Linked DNA regions of Homo sapiens: regions 1 and 3 are each linked to region 2. Evidence: chromatin contacts called from ENCODE Hi-C or POLR2A ChIA-PET data. All regions are on one chromosome and are shown on one strand. Each heading gives the region's core, a stretch centred on a gene start or an enhancer-like site at or near the end of the contact. The rest is flanking DNA. Distances are from core to core; before and after follow the strand shown. Region 1 overlaps LINC03063 (long intergenic non-protein coding RNA 3063). Region 2 overlaps PIRAT1 (PU.1 (SPI1) induced regulator of S100A8 and S100A9 alarmin transcription 1). Region 3 overlaps CDC42EP3 (CDC42 effector protein 3).

Evidence for each region. Hi-C counts contacts between places; a loop is a spot of excess contacts on that map. ChIA-PET counts read pairs that join two places held with the same protein, here RNA polymerase II (POLR2A). Pooled maps may share reads with other maps.
Region 1: a loop to region 2 is called in a pooled map, with 2.7 times the contacts of the local background. The contact joins two enhancer-like sites. A Hi-C loop is called at or near these places in 2 of 50 pooled maps. POLR2A ChIA-PET finds 5 or more read pairs at or near these places in 3 of 52 experiments (CD4-positive, alpha-beta memory T cell, GM12878 and HCT116).
Region 3: a pooled map shows a loop between it and region 2 (6-fold over the local background). The contact joins two enhancer-like sites. A Hi-C loop is called at or near these places in 5 of 37 single-sample maps with no recorded cell type and 5 of 50 pooled maps. POLR2A ChIA-PET finds 5 or more read pairs at or near these places in 5 of 52 experiments (BJ, GM10248, GM12878 and 2 more).

What each region holds. Positions count from the first base shown.
Region 1 is chr2:37,597,911-37,601,481 of GRCh38, forward strand. The region is part of intron 1 of LINC03063 (long intergenic non-protein coding RNA 3063); the gene reads left to right. Among named protein-coding and RNA genes, the nearest start is that of LINC03063, 37 kb to the left of the region's middle. RefSeq lists an enhancer at 2,826-2,915. Within about 2 kb of position 1,926, at least 5 of the 41 ENCODE cell types and tissues checked have a DNase peak (open chromatin) inside an H3K27ac peak, as active enhancers do.
Region 2 is chr2:37,850,518-37,854,097 of GRCh38, forward strand. The region is part of intron 2 of PIRAT1 (PU.1 (SPI1) induced regulator of S100A8 and S100A9 alarmin transcription 1); the gene reads right to left. Among named protein-coding and RNA genes, the nearest start is that of PIRAT1, 24 kb to the right of the region's middle. RefSeq lists a silencer at 3,167-3,216. Within about 2 kb of position 1,499, at least 6 of the 41 ENCODE cell types and tissues checked have a DNase peak (open chromatin) inside an H3K27ac peak, as active enhancers do; they include GM12878, where a contact is called at or near this core.
Region 3 is chr2:37,651,878-37,655,595 of GRCh38, forward strand. The region is part of intron 1 of CDC42EP3 (CDC42 effector protein 3); the gene reads right to left. Among named protein-coding and RNA genes, the nearest start is that of CDC42EP3, 18 kb to the right of the region's middle. RefSeq lists enhancers at 383-572, 2,195-2,404, 3,072-3,131. Within about 2 kb of position 2,339, at least 25 of the 41 ENCODE cell types and tissues checked have a DNase peak (open chromatin) inside an H3K27ac peak, as active enhancers do; they include GM12878, where a contact is called at or near this core.

The DNA of each region.
Region 1 (3,571 bases), core at 676-3,175, 250 kb before region 2:
TTATGTAATGGCCTTCTTTGTCTCTTTTGATCTTTGTTGGTTTAAAGTCTGTTTTATCAGAGACTAGGATTGCAACCCCTGCTTTTTTTCTTTGCTTTCCATTTGCTTGGTAGATCTTCCTCCATCCCTTTATTTTGAGCCTATATGCATCTCTGCACATGAGATGGGTCTCCTGAATACAGCATACTGATGTGTCTTGACTCTTTATCCAATTTGCCAGTCTGTGTCTTTAACTGGGGCATTTATCCCATTTACATTTAAGGTTAATATTGTTATGTGTGAATTTGATCCTGTCATTATGATGTTTGCTGGTTATTTTGCCCATTAATTGATGCAGTTTCTTTATAGCATTGATGGTCTTTACAATTTGGCATGTTTTTGCAGTGGCTGGTACCGGTTGTTCCTTTCCATGTTTAGTGCTTCCTTCAGGAGCTCTTGTAAGGCAAGCCTGGTGGTGACAAAATCTCTCAGCATTTGCTTGTCTGTAAAGGATTTTATTTCTCCTTCACTTATGAAGCTTAGTTTGGCTGGATATGAAATTCTGGGTTGAAAAGTCTTTTCTTTAAGAAGGTTGAATATTGGCCTCCACTCTATTTTGGCTTGTAGGGTTTCTGCTGAGAGGTCTGCTGTTAGTCTGATGGGCTCCCTTTGTAGGTAACCCGACCTTTCTCTCTGTCTGCCCTTAACATTTTTTCCTTCATTTCAACTTTGGTGAATCTGACAATTATGTGTCTTGGGGTTGCTCTTCTCGAGGAGTATCTTTGTGGCGTTCTCTGTATTTCCTGAATTTGAATGTTGGCCTGCCTTTCTAGGTTGGGGAAGTTCTCCTGTTTAATATCCCGCAGAGAGTTTTCCAACTTGGTTCCATTCTCCCCATCACTTTCAGGTACACCAATCAAACGTAGATTTGGTCTTTTCACATAGTCCCATATTTCTTGGAGGCTTTGTTCATTTCTTTTTACTCTTTTTTCTCTAACCTTGTCTTCTCACTTCATTTCATTAATTTGATCTTCAGTCACAGATACCCTTTCTTCCACTTGATCGAATCGGCTTTTGAAGCTTGTGCATGCATCACAAAGTTCTCGTGCCATGGTTTTCAGCTCCATCAGGTCATTTAAGGTCTTCTCTACACTGTTTATTTTAGTTAGCAATTCGTTAACCTTTTTTCAGGTTTTTAGCTTCCTTGCGATGGATTCGAACCTGCTCCTTTAGCTCAGAGAAGTTTGTTATTACCGACCTTCTGAGGCCTACTTAGGTGAACTCGTCAAAGTCATTCTCCATCCAGCTTTGTTCCATTGCTGGAAAGGAGCTGCGATCCTTTGCAGGAGAAGAGGCACTCTAGGTTTTAGAATTTTCAGCTTTTCTGCTCTGGTTTCTCTCCATCTTTGTGGTTTTATCTACCTTTGGTCTTTGATGTTGGGGACCTACAGATCAGGTTTTGGTGTGGATGTCCTTTTTGTTGATGTTGATGCTATACCTTTCTGTTTGTTAGTTTTCCTTCTAACAGTCAGGTCCCTCAGCTGCAGGTCTGTTGGAATTTGCTAGAGGTCCACTCCAGACCCTGTTTGCCTGGGTATCACCAGTGGAGGCTGCAGAACAGCAAATATTGCAGAACAGAAAATATTGCTGGCCTGATCCTTCCTCTGGAAGCTTCATCCCAGAGGGGCACCCGCCTATATGAGGTATCTCTTGGCCCCTACTGGGAAGTGTCTCCCAGTTAGGCTACACGGGAGTCAGGGACCCACTTGAGGAGGCAGTTTGTCCATTCTCAGAGCTCAAACACCATCCTGGGAGAACCATCGCAGTCTTCAGAGCTGTCAGACTCGGGCATTTAAGTCTGTAGAAGTTGTCTGCTGCCTTTTGTTCAGCTATGCCCTGACCACAGAGGTGGAGTCTATAGAGGTGTTAGGCCTTGCTGAGATGCGGTGGGCTCCACCCAGTTTGAGCTTCCTGGCTGCTTTGTTTACCTACTCAAGCCTCAGCAATCGCAGACGTCCCTTCCCCAGCCAGGCTGCCACCTCGCAGTTCAATCTCAGACTGCTGTGCTAGCAGTGGGGAAGGCTCCGTGGGCATGGAAACTGCCGAGCCAGGCACAGTAGAGAATCACCTTGTCTGCCGGTTGCTAAGACCTTTGGAAAAGTGCAGTATTTGGGTGAGAGTGTCCTATTTTTCCAGGTACAGTCTGTCACGTCTTCCCTTGGCTAGGAAAGGGAAATCCCCCGACCCCTTACACTTTCCGGGTGAGGCAACGCCCCACTCTGCTTCAGCTCACCCTCCATGGGCTGCACTCACCTTCCAACCAGTCTCAATGAGATGAACCAGGTACCTCAGTTGGAAATGCAGAAATCACCCGTCTTCTGCGTCAATCACGCTGAGAACTGCAGACCAGAGCTGTTCCTATTTGGCCATCTTGGAACCGGTCTGAGTCTGTTTTAGCCAGATCAAGTACTTGGTAAGTTATTCTACAGTGTGAAGCAGTTTTCCTTTGGGTACTTGGTGTTTCATTATTATTTAGTTCTTTGTCCTTCCTTTTCTCTCTTTCTTCCTTATCACATAAAATGTATATAATTGCCTGCCATATCAATACTTCTTTTTTTAAAGTTTGGGTGGTTCTGTCTAGGCATTCTATTTGCTCTGATGTACAGAGGGTTATTTCTTGATTTTTTAAAACATTATATATGACAATTTTGTTTGCTCCTCAGAGCTATAGGTTGGTGCCTGAGTATCCTTGTGTTCTACTCATTCTTTTACACACCAAGAGAATAGTAACAGAAGGAGAAAGCTCAGCTGTGTTAGGTTATTTCCACTCTTTGTTAAAGAATTGAGCCCTGCTCATTTTCTGGAACTTTGTTGATGGTCCTGTGTCAAGACCTACTTGAGGGATATTTTCCTTTCTTGTGGAAATGTAGCCTTGGCTCCTTAGACCATAGAGCTGTGGAGCTTTCTTTTCTGTAGGGTCAGTCCCTATTTCATTCTCTTTTCCCCACCAGTATCTTCTCCCCCAGTTCCTCATTTGGAAGGAAAAAGATAATGACTCAGTTAATTTCTTTTGAGGTTTCAGTTCATCAATTCAGAAGTACAACTTCCGGGGGTTTGGGCACAAGTAAAAGCAAGGCTGTGCACCCTCTCTGTTTCATTTCACAGTCTTCAGTATCTTTCCTTATTTTCCAGTTTTTGGAGTTTATGCATTAAGCATCCCCCCTTTTCCTGTTTTGTGGCTGCTAGTGACTTCTCCTCTAGCTTTTAGGTTTTATAATTTTTAAAAATTCCCCTCTCTTCCATGTTGTTAGATACTGGAAAGGGAAATACTGTGACTCGGTTTTAATCTGCAATCTTAAAGTGAAGGCAGGATATGCCAAAAATTATATTCAAGAAATACAACAGATAATTTAGTTGTAAATTCCATATCATAACCAGTTAAAAGGGAGGGAGTTGGAACGAGAAATATGATGAGAATTTGAGAGACTATAATAAAAAAATCAAGAGAATAAAAGAATAACAGAGAAGAGAGTGAAATAATTTAAAAAGAGGAAAATTCAGTTGGTTCTGATGATGCTTTGGTTGGTAGTAT
Region 2 (3,580 bases), core at 249-2,748:
TATGCAACCAAGAGGTAGCACATTTTCTGTGGGTCAAACAACAGAAGAGGAGACTGAGCCAAGACAATCTGCCCACCACTGACAAACAGGCAAACACACAGGTAACTCCTTCCTCTATCACCTGCCCCAGGCACCAACATCAGTGTTGCTAGGCCTAAGACATAGATAGGATGGAGAGAGATGAGACCAACACTGTAACAATCAGACAAGACTACAAATCACTGAGTCATGCTAAATGTATTTGATGCACTGAGATACCTTTTTATTTATTTTATTTTATTTTTTATTTATTTATTTAATTTTTGAGACAGAGTCTTGCTCTGTTGCCCAGGCTGGAGTGCAGTGGCGCAATCTTAGCTCACTGCAATCGCCGCCTCCTGGGTTCAAGCAATTCTCCTGCCTCAGCATTCCAAGTAGCTGGATTACAGGCAACTGCCACCACGTCTGGCTAATTTTTGTATTTTTATTAGAGATGGGGTTCCACCATGTTGGCCAGGCTTGTCTTCAGCTCCTGACCTAAAATGACCCACCCCCCTCGGCCTCCCAAAGTGCTGGGATTACAGGCGTGAGCCACTGCGCCTGAGATACTGTTAAAACTCAGTTTTACATTTTCCCCTCCAGCTAGTGTGTCTAAGGTAGACACTGGTCAAAACTGTTGATATTCATTATTTGGAAATATAAAAGCAGTCGGTGCTTGTCTTTTCCTGATGTGGCGCATTTCTCAACCAAGCCTGCCTGTTATACTCTCTGTACAACCCTGGCCAAATTCTTTAACCTCCTGAACTGCCTTCCTATTCTGAAGATCAACCCATCTCACAGCACTGCAGGTTAAGAAAGCTCCTGCACAAAACCCTTAAATGTTAGTTCCCTGGCACCGAGAAGTAGGTGGGAAGTTGGCTTAGCCAGAGAAGTAGTAAATTATCTATTCTACCCTTTTGTAGACATTAACTACATTGCTAGAGAAAGAGAACATGCCCTCTTGTTCTTTTTCCTCCTACCGGTCACAGCTTAAATGTCACTTTCTCAGGGAGGTCTGTCTTGGCCACCCTACCCAAAGAAGGTGGTGTCCTGTTTTATTCTTTAGTACATTTCCTGTTATTTCCTCCGCAGTCCTAATCAGGACGTGAGCTTAGTAATTAACTTACTTGTCAAGTTGTTTCTTATCTCCATGCTGCCCCTGTTACATTACCCGAGGTCAGGCCCCTCTCTGTTTTCTCCCTCTTGTATTTCCAGTGCCTTTAAATTTGTACCACTTAAATGTGGTAAATCTTGTTCCTGAAGGTTCCAGGGCCTTGACTTGCATGTTCTTTTCCCTTATTTAAAGAATCTGAAATAAATTATCTACTTAGTTTGGTCCTTCCTGTGGCTGTTTGCTTGCTTTGGCAGAGTGAAAGTGAAATGTATTTTAATTTTTTTTTAACTTTACAGAAGCCATTAATATAAACCACAGAAATGGTGAGTTTCAATACCTGAAGTTCTGTGAATAATTACTGGGTGGAGCTATTCACACAGGCAATTTTCTGCTTTCCCCATGAGATAAAACCCCAAAAATGTGTTACTATAGCAGCCTGTTTCCTTACTGAGACAGAAACAAAGCAACCTATGAATTAACGTCAACCATTCCCCTGTACTGTGTATCCTCCCAGTTCTTAGTCTCAATGTGCCAGCAGATACACCAAATGTTGGGTTAGTGAAATGTCTGACACCTACACATGTGGAATAAAACGTGCATGTACACAAACTATAATTTAGCAGTATCAGTAGTAACTGCAAACTGAAAAAACAAAAAGGAAGTTGCATTTAAACATAGTGGTGGGCAGTCACCTCAACAGCATTGGGAAAGGGCTGTGCCCTAATTTGGGAAAATTTTCTCATTTTCCTGTTGACTTTGGCCCAGCAAAACGAATGGATTCCATTGGGATGCTCCCTGGTGAAAATCCTACCATCCTGAGCAAATTCAATGGCCAGCTCATGTCCAGTTCCTGTCATTAGTCAGGTTTCACATGAACAAGTGTGGTTTTCCAGAGCTAAGTACTTTCCACAGACAAAGCACCATAAAGCCACTTCTGTGACAGTGAAGTGAAGGCAGTGACATGTGGAACCCTTGTGGAATCTAGAGAAAGGGCTCAGAAAGCCCCCTATGCACCCATGGCTGGGCTCCCAAGAGGCCCCATCTAGTCCAAGATGGTTTCTCAGAAGCACTGAATCCAGAAGGCCATTTAGTAAGCAAAGTCATTTCTCATGGCATTGGTCCCTTTAGAAGCATCCTCCAGGTATGTCCAATGGGAGAGGACATGGTGGGACTGACTTAGAGAGACCCAAGTAGAAACTGCCTTTGGGCGGGGTCCAGTGGCTCCAGCCTGTAATCCCAACACTTTGGGAGGCCAAGGTGGGAGGATCACTTAGGCCCAAGAGTTCAAGGCCAGCCTGGCCAACATAGTGAGAACTTGTCTCTACAAAAATTTTTTTAAAAAGTTAGCCAGGTGTGGTGGCACATGTCTGTGACCCCAGCCACTCAGGAGGCTGAGGCAGGAGGATCGCTTGAGCCCAGGAGGTCGAGGCTACAGTGATCTGAGATCATGCCACTGCCCTTCAGCCTGGGTGACAGAGCGAGACCTCCATCTCTAAAACGCAAACAAACAGACAAACAAAAAACCCAAACCTGCCTCTGAAGAGCAGATCTTTGCTCCTCAAAGTGAGCCAGGACCCACAGCATTACATTTCTGATGCAAAGCCGCAGGCCCACGCCAGACCTGCCGACTGAGAAACTGCATGTTCACAAAAACCCACAAGAGTCATGAGCCTAGTGAAAGATGAGGCACACTTGCTGATTTTGTAGATGCTCAAAATAAACTTTGTAGAAAAATAGGCCTGGCAAATATGAGCTCATGGAGGAGAGGAATGGTGCTTTACTCTTTTTTTTTTTTTTTTTTTTGAGAGGAGTCTCCCTCTGTTGCCCAGGCTGGAGTGCAGTGGCGCAATCTTGGCTCACTGCAAGCTCCGCCTCCTGGGTTCACGCCATTCTCCTGCCTCAGCCTCCTGAGTAGCTGGGACTACAGGTGCCTGCCACCACGCCTGGCTAATTTTTTCTATTTTTAGTAGAGATGGGGTTTCACCATGTTAACCAGGATAGTCTCGGTCTTCTGATCTCGTTATCAGCCCGCCTCTGCCTCCCAAAGTGCTGGGAGTACAGGCATGAGCCACCGCGCCCGGCCACTTTACTCATTTTTTAACTACCAGTGCCTGTAGAAAACTAAGCATATGAAATATGAGTTGAACAAATGAGTGGATAAAGTGAGGGATTACTGCACTGTGTGGACACTGTCCTGGGCCACACAGAGCCCCTTTTAGCCATTCATCTCATCTACCATCTCCGACTCCCCATGTCCCGTGACACAGGATATCCAAGGCCTGGGTTTTGAGTCCTGGTTCTACTTCTTCCAACATTGGGCAGGCCACCCTTGCTCTACACCTCAGTTTCCCCAGCTGGAGGTAAAATATAATAAAAACAAAACCAAACACTAGATTGGTGCAGGGCTATGATGGGCTAGCCATCCCGGCCCAGAGTGGGATCATTGTG
Region 3 (3,718 bases), core at 1,089-3,588, 200 kb before region 2:
TTAAGAAGACACCTGGGGCCGGGCATGGTGGCTCAAGCCTGTAATCCCAGCACTTTGGGAGGCCGAGGCGGGCAGATCACAAGATCAGGAGATAAAGACCATCCTGGCTAACACGGTGAAACCCCGTCTCTACTAAAAATACAAAAAATTAGCCGGGCCTGGTGGCAGGCGCCTGTAGTCCCAGCTACTTGGGAGGCTGAGGCAGGAGAATGGCATGAACCCGGGAGGCGGAGCTTGCAGTGAGCCAAGATCGTGCCACTGCACTCCAGCCTGGGTGACAGAGCAAGACTCCCTCTCAAAAAAAAAAAAAAAAAAAAAAAAAAAGAAAATAGAAGACACCTGGGTTCCAGGAGACTGCTGGTGAATGACCAACACATCAGAACAGTCAGCATGAGTCAGGGGAACCCCAGGGCTTTGCGTTCTGCCCAGAAGGAAGAAGGATCTGCTTGGAGGAAGGGATGCTGGGAAAAGAGAAAAGGAGGAGCTAAACAGGAAAGGCTTACAGGCCGGAAGCGAATTACCAGACTACAACTAGGGAGCGGGCCCTCCTGGGTGTTCCACAACCCAGATGAGAGAATTTTAGCTTTCTGTCTCAGTCAAAACTCTCAACACCAGCATTAACCTGTGGGCACTGAGCCATCTGAGGGTGCTGAGCACATTCACTCGTGTCTGTCCTTTCCTCATCTTGAACCCCTTTCCTGCAACCAAGGGTCAAGTCATGTGGTCACCCAGGCTGGAGTGCAGTGGCATGATCACAGCTCACTGCAGCATCGAAACCCTGGGCTCAAGCCATCCTCCTGCCCCAGCATCCTGAGTAGCTGAGACTACAGGTGCACAACACCATTCCCAGCTAATTAAAAACAATTTTTTTTTTTTTTAGAACAAGGGGTCTTGCCATGTTGCCCAGGCTGGTCTTGAACTCCTGGCCTCAAGTGATCCTCCTGCCTCAGCTTCCCGAGCAGCTAGGCTTACAGATGAGCCTCACCATGCCTGGCTCTCTAGTTTTCTTGCATTTCTCTACTCCCACTATCTTACCTAAATCTTAAAAGACAGACAAAGGTTCTTATAGTTAGCCCTTTCTCAAAAACCTTGACCCTGAAATTTGAACTTCCCACAATTATTCCTGGTTTCTTTCTAGTTCCACAAACTTTCTCCTAGTTCTTGGATCATGGTTTGTTCCTCTTTCCCTTCATAGATAACACTGGAGATAACATTCATCTCAGAAGTTAGATTCCTTTAAAAACAAATGCTCTAGTTCCTGGGGCACTAGAGAGAAAAGATTTGCCAACAAAAGGGTCCAGCTTGCCAGTCAGTCATGTGGCAGGTCAGAGAGAACACATGTGGCAGGCAGACAGGTGGGCACAGTGCTGCTGAGAACGGACATGCTCCCTTACAGGTTGTGTGAGAAATCCAAGAGTTTCAATACACAAAAGGACCGGAGAGGAAGCTACGGCCCTGGTTTTTATAAGGAAGGAAGAGAGCCGGGTTGCACTAGGCTAGACAATTCTAGTTTCTTGTGACTGACTGAAGCGTAAATGACAGTGATAATGATAGAAATAATCACAGCAGTAATAAATAATTTGGTTAAGAAAAAAACTGAAGCGGTGCTTTGCTTCATTTCTTACCATCTTTTTGGCAAACAGAATGATGCTGAAAATATCAAAACAGGGCAGCAGCCAGGAGGAAGGGAAAATCAAGCGGTTTTAAAAAATGACAGACAGAAAAATCAGCTCCTAAGTTACTTAGAGTTGATGCACTGGCAACTTACAGGACTCTGAAAAGAACCAAGGAGTTGGGATATTTTTAAAATTCCATTTATTTTAAAGGAATGTTTGGTTTGCCTACTAATTGTTTTTAGATTAATTCTTAGTGGAGAGAAAAAGTAAAAAAAAAAAAAAATTGCATCCTGCAAAACAGGTTGCAGTGTTAATTTAAAACACACATGTATAAAAATGGGCAGGTGGGTTGAGGGGTGCTACTGCCCCCAGGGACCTGCGGCTCTGTTCTTTTCTCCTCCTTGCAGGAAGTGAGCCTGCATCCGACTTCCCCTTTCTGGCTCGGTTGTCACATCCTTCAGGGACATTCCAGCTTCTGATCACTTTTCGCTTTGCCTCAGCACAGTCGCACTATGCGGCCAGTCACGGCACCACTGCACTACTGCACCATCTGAGCCCCATGCCAGAGTATCCAGCGACTCCTCCTGCATGTTGGAACCAACAGTCCTAGGGGAGGATGATGACTCGGCCAAGTACCCTCCGCCGCCTCCCTACCCCCAACCATCTGTGGGCTATGTCTCTCTGCTGCCAACCAGAAGATAATAATTCCACTGTGCCAAGCGCCCAGAACATGATCCTAGGCTCCACATTTAGAAGGGATAAAGGCTACCTGGAACATGTCCCCGCATGTTCAGAGGGAGGCAAATGGGAGGAAGTGAAGGAGCTCGATTAGGACATGTGAGAAGAGGCTGAAGGAATAGAGCAGCTTAAAGAGAACTCATAGAAAGAGAAAACTAATCTTAAGGGATCTGAAGGATTCATTTAATTGTAATGAAAAGGAATTAACTTGTTCTGGGAGGCCCTAGAGCTACCAAGCAGAAACTACAAGGAAAGATTTTGGCTCCTCCAAGTAACAGCTCAGGTTTCTCAAAAGATGGAATGGGCTGGGGTGGGGAGGGGACAGCAAGTATGGCCATGGGATGAAGCTCTCACAGAGGGGAGGGCGGTTACCCTGCGCCTCCCTGACAGTGCGTGAAGGGAGGTGTTCACGTTCCCATTTATTCTGAGTTTCCTGTATGGGAACACGATCACTGCCAATTTCCTTGTAGTCCCATGTCACTTTTCCATAGAAAAACGCACACGGACTTTCCCTTGAAGAAGCTTTCTCTTTGAACACGGCAGTCTTCTTACTAATATAGAAATGACCAGCCAATCTTTGGGATCAGAAACACTAAAATATTACTACAATGTGGACGCTCATGTCAATCCTTTTACAAACCTCTGTAGGAGTGCTTCTCTGAATAATTTTAAAATTGAAGGGGAAAAAAACCCCATAGTGTTAGATTTTCATTTAAGTTCAATGCTGAATTTCTAAGGCGGAAATCAGTGTAACCAGAAGCACCCAGTAACCCGAAGGGGATGCTTTTCATATTTTCAGTCTGTTTAACTCCACCCATTTGAGAAGATAAGAAGATGCCTTTTCTATTTTTAGATTCTTACCCTCTCCCCATATCATCTAAACTGAGGACATAGCTCTAAGCTTCAAGACTATGAAACTCTATTAGCTGGCTCCCCAGCTGCTGAGCTCTGTTATGCAAATGAACTTAGCCAGAACGAGCAGGCGGTATTTTAAAGACCCATTCAAAGTCTGATACATCTCACCTTCCATTATTTTAAAGGACTTTCATTTGTGATTCAGCTACAGCTTGAATTTATTGTTCTTTTACAACCCTGATTATATACAGACCCACAAATACCATATGTGAGACTCAGTGCTAATTTGTGTACACGTCTCATTTTTATGGGATCTAATTTGAAAGATCTCTTAGAAGCAAAATTGGAAGACAGAAGGTCCACCTCACATAGCACCAAGTCTGCACTTTTGAACAGAGGCCATTAGGACCTTTTTTCCTATAAAAATGAGTTACTGGGGAAGACTCAATGTGGACATAGAACTCTGGCAGTTACAACAAGGCAGGAGGAGGGCAAGTCCTCTCATGCCT